Linked DNA regions of Homo sapiens: region 1 is linked to region 2. Evidence: read pairs that join two places in POLR2A ChIA-PET (ENCODE). Cell type or tissue: B cell. All regions are shown on one strand. Links, peaks and the distances in the headings refer to the core of each region. The heading gives the core; the rest is flanking DNA.

Region 1 (5,898 bases), core at 445-5,444, 340 kb before region 2:
ATGAGCCACCACGCCCAGCGTAAAACTGTTCTTTAAGAAATCCCTCTGTATGTCAAGCAATTACTCTTGAGTTTTTAAATTTGACAGTTCCATATGTTTGTATATTACCTAAAGGAAGACAAACCTGCATGCCTGGTGAAGGACTGTGAACCCAACAGAGGACTGTAGACTGTTTTTTCATTGTATTTTGTTACATTAATTTCAATGTCTAGGGTGGCCAGGCACGGTGGCTCACACCTGTAATCCCAGCACTTTGGGAGGCTGAGGCAGGTGGATCACTTGAGGTCAGGAGTTCGAAACCAGCCTGACCAGTATGGTGAAACCCCGTCTCTACTAAAAGTACAAAAATTAACCAGGTATAGTGGCATGCGCCTGTAGTCCCAGCTACTCAAGAGGCTGAGAAAGGAGAATTGCTTGAACTCGGGAGGCGGAGTTTGCAGTGAGACTCCATCTCAAAAATAAATAAACAAATAAATAATAAAAATAAATAAAATAAATGCCTAGGGTTTGGTTATGCATTTGTATCCAAGCCCTTAAAATGGAAATAACTTGCCTAGGTCTCTTCCCCCAATCTTACTGTATTATACAACCAGTAACACATCTACAATACCTATACTTTTTTTTTTTTTTTTGAGACAGAGTCTCACTCTGTCGCCCAGGCTAGGGTGCCATGGTGCGATCTTGACTCACTGCAACCTCCGTCTCCTGGGTTCAAGCAATTCTCCTGCCTCAGCGACCTGAGCAGCTGGGATTATAAGCGTGCGCTAACACACCCAGCTAATTTTTGTATTTTTAGTCGAAACAAGATTTCACCATGTTGATCAGGCTGGTCTCGAACTCCTGGCCTAAGTGATCTGCCCGTCTCAGCCTCCCAAAGTGCTGGGATTACAGGCATGAGCCACCACGCCTGGCCTATGAATACCTATACAAATTAAACTGACAGATTAAATGGACAATCAAGTGTAGCTCATTTGGTAAAATACCTTTAACTTTTAAATAATCATAAACTATAACATCAACAATGACACTGGCATTAAATAAATAATTTGTCTAAAGTATCTGCTTTCGTTTTTTAAAAAATGGTAATTTATGGTAGCATTTGCACATTGTGGCTGGGCACAGCCTGTAACTCCAGCACAATGGAAGGCTGAGGCAGGAGGATCGCTTAAGCTCAGGAGTTCGAGATAAGGCTGGGCAATATAGGGAGACCCTGTCTCTCCAAATAAAATTAAAAAATTAGCCAGGTGTAGTAGTGTGCACCTGTAATCCCAGTTACTCAGGAGGCTGAGGCAGGAGGATCACTTGAGTCTGGGAGGTCGAGGCTGCAGTGAGCCATGATCTCACCACTCCACTCTAGCCTGAGTGACAGAGTGAGACCTTGTCAAAAAAACAAAAAAGAAAAAGAAAAGCCAGGCACTGTGGCTCACACCTGTAATCCTAGCACTTGGGGAGGCCGAGGTGGGTGGATCACCTGCGGTCAAGAGTTCGGGACCAGCCTGGCCAACATGGTGAAACCCCATCTCTACTAAAAATACAAAAATTGGCCAGGCATGGGGGTGGCACGCACCTGTAATCCCAGCTACTCAGGAGGCTGAGGCAGGAGAACTGCTTGAATCCGGGGGGCAGAGGCTGCAGTGAGCCAAGATGGCGCCACTTCACTCCAGCATGGGTGAAAGAACGAAACTCCATCTCAAAAAAAAAAAAAAAAAAGTAAAAGAAAAAAAATCAAAGAAAATAATCTGTGCCAGGCGCAGTGGCTCACACCTGTAATCCCAGCACTTTGGGAGGCCGAGGTGGACAGATCACTTGAGGTCAGGAGTTCAAGACCAGCCTGACCAACATGGATAAACCCTGTCTCTACTAAAAATACAAAATTAACCAGGCGTGGTGGTGCATGCCTGTAATCCCACCTACTTGGGAGGATGAGGCAGGAGAATCGCTTGAACGCAGGAGGCGGAGGTTGCGGTGAGCCAAGATCGTGCCATTGCACTCCAGCCTGGGCAACAAGAGCAAGACGCCGTCTCAAAAAAAAAAAGGACCAGTCTGGCCAACATGGTGAAACCCCGTCTCTACTAAAATACAAAAATTAGCCAGGCATGGTGGCAGGCACCTATAATCCCAGCTACTCAGGAGGCTGAGGCAGCAGAATTGCTTGAACCCAGGAGGCGGAGCTTGCAGTGAGCCGAGATCGCGCCACTGCACTCCAGCCTGGGCAACAGAGTGAGACTCTGTCTCAAAAAAAAAAGAAAAACAGACTGTTCTCCTACGAATATTAATTTAGAAACCTAACTCATTTACTTTCTAAATCCTTATTTTTATGTAACTGGATTGATAAAGGGAGAAGGCAGCCAAACAAGGCCATTCCAACAGTTTCCAAAATTTGCATTTCACAGGAGTGTTAAGTTCACACTGAAAGCCTGCTGGGCTTGCACTGTCTCCCTCAGGGGGGCTGGAATGGGGAGAGGCTTCCCAACACCTGCAAGAGCTACTTGAGTCTCCCAGGTAGGTCACAACCCCTTGGGCCTGCTTTGGCTTCCTGGCAACTACCATGCAGGTCACCCATTGAGGCCCTCCAGCACTCAGCCTGGGCAGCGAGCCCCTCACCAAATACTGGACTGTACTGCCCCTGCACCCAGCTGTGGCCTGGACCAGCGCTTTCCAGCAATTCTACATTGTGACTTTTATGAGATTATCCAGCCTATTTAGTCCTATCAGAAGGACTCATGGGAGGCCATGGAGACTACTCATCCTTAGTTTCAAACATAAAAACTAAGCCTTAAATTTGAAATACTGGCCGGGTGCAGTGGCTCACACCTGTAATCCCAGCACTTTGTGAGGCCAAGGCAGGTGGATAACCTGAGGTCAGGAGTTCGAGACCGGCCTGACCAACATGGAGAAACCCCGTCTCTACTAAAAACACAAAATTAGCAGGGCATGGTGGCGCATGCCTGTAATCCAAGCTGGTCGGGAGGCTGAGGCAGGAGAATCACTTGAACCCAGGAGGTGGAGATTACAATGGGCTGAGATCGTAACATTGCACTCCAGCCTGGGCGACAGAGCAAGACTCTGTCTCAAAAAATAAATAAATTAAAAAAATTGAAATACTTAGAAAACATATTTCAAGACAATTTAATACGCAAACTTTCCAATTATTCCTAAAGATTCACAATCAGGCCAGGTGCAGTGGCTCACACCTGTAATCCTAGCACTTTGGGGGGAGGCCAAGGCAAGAGGATCACTTGAGCTCAGGAGTTTGAGACCAGCCTGGGCAACTTGGAGAGACCTCATCTCTTAAAAAAAAAAAAAAAAAAAAAAAAAAAAAGATTCACAGTCGGGCGCAGTGGCTCACGCCTGTAATCCCAGCACTTTGGGAGGCCAAGGCGGGTGGATCACGAGGTCAGGAGTTTGAGACCAGCTTGGCCAATATGGTGAAACCCCGTCTCTACTGAAAATACAAAAATTAGCTGGGAGTGGTGGCATGCACCTGTAGTCCCAGCTACTCTGGAGGCTGAGGCAGAAGAATCACTTGAACCGGGGAGGCAGAGGTTGCAGTGAGCCAAGATTGCGCCACTGCATTCCAGCCTGAGCGACAGAGCGAGATTCCATCTCAAAAGGAAAAAAAAAAAAAAAAAAAAGGATCAAAATCGCAAAAACCATATACGATACCGGCTATATTGAAAAAAAAAAAAAAAGACGTTGAAAAACATCAAACACAATAATCTGACCATCCTTGCTTTTTTCATTATTAATGAATGCAAGAAATACTATTTTAGAGAATTATGGCAATTTGCACATTTTTTGTTAACTACCTGTCAAAAAAAAAAACAAACTTGAGGGAAATGAATGTGATGTATTATCATGCCATATGCAATCTGTGACACTGAAACTTGGAAAAGTATTTGTTGATCATGTATTCCCTCAATCCTGATACCAATACACAGCTTCCTTGACATGAAATACACAGATATTGACATGTATTTTCAATATCTACAAAATGAAATAGGAAACCATAAATCCAAACTGATAAGTTGACAGCTTGACAAGTTTAATTTCCCCAAAGTCTCAAATATTTAACCAACTTATAATAAAATTAAATACAATCATGATATAAGCACAAAGTCAAGTCATAGTCTGTTACCCAACATTTTTCCTTGATTTACAACACACGGGGTTCTTTTTTTTTTTTTGGTGTTTTTTGTTTGTTTGTTTTGTTTTTCCTTTTTGAGATGGAGTTTCACTCTCGTTGCCCAGGCTAGAGTGCAATGGCACAATCTCAGCTCACTGCAACCTCCACCACCCAGGATCAAGCGATTCTCCTGCCTCAGCCTCCCAAGTACCTGGGGTTACAGGCATGCCCCACCATGCCCGGCTAATTTTTGTATTACTAGCAGAGAGGGTTTCCTCATGTAGGCCAGGCTGGTCTCAAACTCCTGACCTCAGGTGATCCACCCGCCTCAACCTCCCAAAGTGCTGTGATTATAGGCATGAGCCACCGGGCATGGCGTAACACATGGTTTTAATAAATACATGACCAAACCCTCATTAATGTTCACAAAAATAAATTCTATCTAGACTACATTTTGTCTAATTCATAATTTTTCTTTGTTGTTAAACAGCAAAACAAATGTGTCCATTGACCCTTTCTCCATGTGCTTGCTCTTGGAGCAGGAGGCATTGTCCATCTACACAAACTCCTTCAGTAGCATGATATTGAGATCTATCCTCATTGACAACTCTTTGAGTACTGACGTCTTATTAAAAAGAACCTTCTTATAAAAAAAAGTCTTGCATTTGCTTGGTTCTTTACTGTGCTTTAACATATGTTACTTCATTTTCATTCTTAAAAGTTCTCTGTGATGTTAGTTAGCAGGCTGTGATTATTCCCATTTGAGAAATGATGAAACCAAGACTTAGAAATGGAAATAAATTTTCTAAGGTCAAACAGCAAATAGGTGCAATGAACTGACTCCAAGTTTTGTATCCCGGACCCAGATCCCAAATATAACTGACCTCTTTGCTAGGCTCTCCAGCTGCCAAAAAAGAAAAGAGAAGAGAAGAAAAAAAGGAAAAAGATCACACCAAAGCCCACTAAATAAGGAACAAATCTTCTCTCCACTAGATAAACAATTCTGATCAATTTTTAAGAAATGTATGACATGTTATTTAAGATGTTCCAGATTGCATGGAAAAAAAAAACAGCAAGCTTAGAAATCCTTTCTTAAGAAGCCTAAAATGAGTAACAAAACTTAAAAACGACCCAAGAAAACTGCAAACCAGCTTCACTTAAGAGTATTGATGAAAATTTCCTTTTTTAAAATGAACAAACTCCAGGCCAGGTGTAGTGGCTCACGCTTGTAATCCCAGCACTTTGGGAGGCTGAGGTGGGTGGATCATTTGAGGTCAGGAGTTCGAGACCAGCCTGGCCAACATGGTGAAACCCCGCCTCTACTAAAAATACAAAAATTACCCGGGCATGGTGATGGGCACCTGTAGTCCCAGTTACTCGGGAGGCTGAGGCAGGAGAATCACTTGAACCCGGGAGGTGGAGGTTGCAGTGAGCAGAGATTGCATCACTGCACTCCAGCCTGGGCAACAGAGTGAAACTCCCTCTTTAAAAAAAAAAGAAAGAAAAACAAAAAGTGTCAAGATCATGAAAATCAAGACCATGAAGATCAAGGAAAAAAAAATCAAGATCATGAAAATCCTTCTCAAATCCATATTTGAGATTGAAGGATGCTTAAAAGACCTACAACAAGAATACATATTGCACAATTCTGGACTGGATACTTTTGCTATGAAGAACATTAATTACTATAACAAATAGTGAAATATGAAGAATCTAAAAATTAGATGATAGTAATGTATCAGTGTTAATTTCCTGATTTTGATGGATATACT
Region 2 (5,000 bases), core at 1-5,000:
AAAAACTATCAACTGTCACTACCAGAAGAGGTACATTTGACCAAAGGCACTGTATGTAATGAACATGGTAGCAATGAAATAGCTTGAAAGACATAAAGTTTAATATTACACAAGAATGAACAGTTTAGGAAAAAATAAAAACCTAAGAGCCAACCATGCTGGGTAGGACAAACAATCAGAGATGGAGCATGTTATACATTACATAAATTAATTCATGTATTAAATAAACATAGGCTCATTTCTCCCATACTAATCACTGACAAATTTAAAGACATTTAGTCTCTTGTAGACAACACAGTAAAAATGAAAATAATCAATGTTAAGGTCCATCATACTTGGGAGAATAAACTGAGGTTACTACTCTGTCGCAGCAAATCAAAATGTAAGTTTCATATATTACTATAAAAATATTGCATAGCAGAGAATGCAGCATATAGTTGATACTAAAATGGTAACAGCAAAAACACATTAAGCTATATCATCAACCTTACTAAGGAACACGAGGCGGCACAAATGAAGTACTGAATTTGCCTATCAAATGTAAGATACTAGCAGGCAGATCTAATAGCTGGCTACCTTAACATCTAACAATAAACTAAAGTTAACAGACACCTAAATCAACCTCAAAATACTGCCATTGCTTGAACATCAACACATAGAACATATCAGCTCACAAAGGTAGGGCATTCTTTGAATATAGTAAACCTAGATTTACAACTGGACGTAAGAATTTTTTTTTTTAAGACAGGCTATCTGCTGCCCAGGCTGGATGCAGTGGTGTGATCACAGCTCTCCGCAGCCTCCTACTCCTGAACTCAAACTCCTGAGCAGCTAGGACTACAGGTATATGCCACCACACCTAGCTAATGTTACTTCTTGTAGAGACAGAGTTTGCTATGTTGCCCAGGCTGGTTTTGAACTCCTGGCCTCAAACAATCCTCTTTCCTTGGTCTCTCATAGTGCTGAGATTACATGCACAAGGCACCCTGCCTGGCCAAAAAAAAGGATTATCCTACTAAATATAGTAAGTACCCTACTAAGTATTGCTGTGAGTAAGCACTCACAGAAATGCACATAAACTGGGTGGGGACAGAAATGCTCTTAAATTCAAAACTTTCTGCACATTGGATAGACATACTAAGTCAAGCAAAATTTGAATAGGCCAAGATGCATGCAAGATGTTAAAGCTGTGTTATAAAGCCTGGATTTTAAAGGCAGTTCAGAGGAAAAATACTTAGGCCTGTATGATTAATATGAACACAGAAGATCCTGCCATGGTAACTAAGTAATCTAGTACAAATTAAGAACTGAAGTAATTAGCTAAAGGAGTAGCAAAATAGCAGACAAAAGAGGAAAACAGAATTTGCCTATGTGGGAGCATCTGAATTATACTCATGAGATTTTAATTTATTGATGTAACTAAGTGACAACATGGAGAAGCCAATGCCACTGAAAGAAGAATTACTCATTCCCCAAGAGAAGGGGAAATACAGGAAAGCACTAGGTTTGGTCAGGAGGCAGAGGGAACAGGGGAAAATTAGGGCCCAGAGCCTTTATTGTGTTTTCCATGGGAAAGGCAAGGCAGGGGAAACAAGATGGCTAGTTTGAATAATGTCAGTGGGCTTTGGATTGTAGGGGTGGCCTCTAGTTGTTTGGTACCTGGCTGTGGGTGATCAGGGCGGAATATTGGCTTGGTGTTTAAGAGTTAGATAAGGGAGGTAGTTAAGTGCATGGACTCGGGATTACATGTTTTTGTATATAAAAGGCAGGCTCACTGATCAGCTGTTTACTATCTCTAGGAATAAGCTAGCTCTAGGAAAAAGGGCAGTCTCTCCTCAGCCAGTAAGGCCCCCAAAGATGTCAAAACATCATAAAATATACAATTATTTTTAAAAGATTAATATGGGGAGGAGAGGAGTTGAACTAAAAAGCTAAAAAAAAGTTTAAGCCAACCACATAATTCTACACTTAAGAGCTGCATTCATTCACATCAAAGATATAGCCACATTAAGGGCCAGGCACAGGGGCTCACGCCTGTAATCCCAGCAGTTTAGGGGGCCAGGGTGGATGGATCACCTGAGGTCAGGAGTTCAAGACCAGCCCGGCAAACATGGCGAAACCCTGTCTCTACTAAAAGTACAAAATTAGCCGGGCATGGTGGCATGCACCTGTAATCCCAGCTACTTGGGAGGCTGAGGCAGGACAATCACTTGAACCCAGGAGGTGGAGGTTGTAATGGGCCAATATTGTGCCATTGCACTTCAGGGCAAAAAGAGTAAAACTCCATTTCAAAAAAAGAAAAGCCACATTTAGACAAAAAGTTTCCCCTGTCCAAATATCTAATATTTTTAAAACCTGAAGTATGGGAGGCAAGGGGCAATCATTAAAAAAAGAAAATACCAACAGCAAATATTTGATGGTTTTACTATATGCTAGGTACCATTTGTTTTGCAGAAAACACTCCAGCTCTGCAGGTAAACCTAGGTTCAAGTTCTTCATCTATCACCCACTAAGTGTAACCATGAACAAGTTACTTAATTTGTCCCAGCATCTTGCAGTGTATTTGAAATAAAGTGAGAAAATTCATGTAACGTGCCAACCCAGCAAGCATATAGTACACACAAATGAAACAACTGTCTCCTTACTAAGTATATACGTTCAATGTTAAGACTCATTAAAACTCAGAGTATAGCCCGGGTGCAGTGGCTCATGCCTGTAATTCCAGCACTTCGGGAGGCCGAGGCAGGTGGAGCACCTGAGGTCAGGAGTTCGAGACCAGTCTGGCCAACATGGCTAAAACCCCCATCTCTACTAAAAAACACAAAAACTAGCCAGGCGTGGATCCCGCCACTATACTCCAGCCTGCATGACAGTGCAAGACTCTGTCTAAAAGAAACAGAAACAAAAAAACCACAAAACCTCAGAGTACAGTCTTATTACCATACTGCTGGTAAACATTAGCTGTTTACCATTACATACTTTACCTCCTTTAATTATAATACAAAATAATTCCCATTTTCTAATGAGGTCCAGACATGAAATACATTTGCTCAAGAGATACACAGGTAAAAAATGTGGGAGTTAAGCTGAGAATACAGGTTCTCCAACTCTGAAAATTGTTCTCTCATTGTACCATCTTCCTTTTTTTTTTTTTCCTGAGACAGAGTCTTGCTCTGTTGCCCAGGCTGGAGTGCAGTGGTGCGATGTTGGCTCACTGCGACCTCTGCCTCCCAGGTACAAGCAATTCTCCTGCTTCAGCCTCCTGAGTAGCTGGGATTACAGGTATCCACCACCATAGTGTCTAACCTTTTATATTTTTAGCAGAGATGGGGTTTCACCATGTTGGCCAGGCTGGTCTCGAATTCCTGACCTCAAGTGATCCACTTGTCCTCCACCTCCCAAAGTGCTGGGATTACAGGCATGAGCCACCACACTCGGCCCCATCTTTCTTTAATCACAAATTTTAAAATGCAGGGCTGGGTGTGATGGCTCACACTGTAATCCCAGCACTTTGGGAGGAAGTGGCAGGAGGACTGTTTGAACCCAGGAGTTCAAGACCAGCCTGGACAACATAGTGAAACTCTGTCTCTACGAAAAATTGAAAATTAGCTGGGTATGGTGGCACAGACCTGTAGTCCCGGTTACTCAGGAAGCTGAGGCAGCAGGATCGCTTAAGCCCAGAAGGTTGGGGCTGCAGTAAGCTATGATCATGCCACTGCACTCCAGCCAAGTGACAGAATGAGATCGTTCAAAAAAAAAAAAAAAAAAAAAAAAAAAAAAAAAAAAAAGCAAAAGCAATATGGTTCCATTTACATAAAGTTCAGAAACCAGAAAATTAGGGATTAGGGTTGCATAAATAAGTTAAAGATTATTAATAGGTTGTTAAAGGTTAATATTAATAAGAAAGTTAGTAAAGAACAAAGAAATGATTACCATAGAAGTCTGGGTAGCAGTTACAACTAGGGAAGAGGGAGTTATAATCAGGAGGAGGCACCTGGTAAGTTCCTGGGAGTATTGTTATTCTATTTCATAACTTGGATGGTGTTTATAGACAGTGATCGTGCTCTTTGTATTGTCTAATACATTTCATAATCAAAAAGGTTAAACATCAAGAACTGTACTGTGGACAAAAGAAATAAGAAGTTATCAATGATAATTCTCCTCTTTCCAGTACTTTCTATTATACAATGAGCATAAGAAAACATGTAAGAAGTTTAACAGTGCCACATGCTCAGCTAAACTGTAAAGGCTTACCATCATCATTCTAAACAGTCATTATTTAGTCCAGGATGACAGCCACTTGAAAGTACGATCTTTCTGGCATCATAAAAAGCTTCCATACACAAAAACCAAAATTAAAACGAACTTAGGTTCGAATGTCCATCTTGCTTCAGAAAATTAGTTCCCAATCTAGACCCAGTGTGATTCAATTTATGTTAAATGCACATATAATGTGAATGGATGGACCCAGCCTCTGTACAATCTTTCATAGGCTCTCCATATGTAGTAGTGGTATCTAGTTTCTTGCAATAACATATGAAAATATCTGAAACTGGTTAAATATTGCTCAGTTATCAAACAGAGCAAAATAATGATATTGAGCAATAAATAACTTCAGATTAAAATTTCTTTTTTTTGAGATGGGGTCTTGCTCTGTCACCCAGGCAGGAGTGCAGTGGCGCGGTCTAAGCTCACTGAAACCTCCACCTCCTGGGTTCAAGTGATTCTCCCGTCTCAGCCTCCCAAGTAGCTGGGATTAGTCGTACGCCACCACAGCCAGCTAATTTTTTTATTTTCAGTAGAGACGGAGTTTCACCATGTTGGCCAGGATGGTTGCAAAAGCCTGACCTCAGGTGCTCTGCCTGCCTCGACCTCCCAAAGTGCTGGGATTACAGGTGTGAGCCACTGTGCCTGGCCTAAAATTTCATCTTAACATACTGTTTAAATGTTTACCTATGCCAGTTTTGAATAAAGTTAATTTGAAAATTCATCTTTTGTAC

The links. Peaks named below come from ENCODE experiments on the same cell type or tissue, not always from the same donor. Only the 100,000 strongest peaks of a DNase experiment are listed, where the experiment ranks them.
Region 1: POLR2A ChIA-PET joins it to region 2 with 9 read pairs; 2 of 35 experiments call an interaction of 5 or more read pairs at or near these places.

Annotation. Positions count from the first base shown.
Region 1 is chr9:6,768,505-6,774,402 of GRCh38, reverse strand. All of the region lies in intron 1 of KDM4C (lysine demethylase 4C), which reads right to left. Among named protein-coding and RNA genes, the nearest start is that of KDM4C, 13 kb to the right of the region's middle. RefSeq lists an enhancer at 2,276-3,249. In B cell, for the core only: no CTCF peak of the experiment used is centred there; no DNase peak of the experiment used is centred there; H3K27ac peaks cover 696 bases.
Region 2 is chr9:6,427,322-6,432,321 of GRCh38, reverse strand. The region is part of intron 2 of UHRF2 (ubiquitin like with PHD and ring finger domains 2); the gene reads right to left. Among named protein-coding and RNA genes, the nearest start is that of UHRF2, 17 kb to the right of the region's middle. RefSeq lists an enhancer at 2,997-3,116. In B cell, for the core only: no CTCF peak of the experiment used is centred there; a DNase peak (open chromatin) is centred at 2,891; H3K27ac peaks cover 1,535 bases.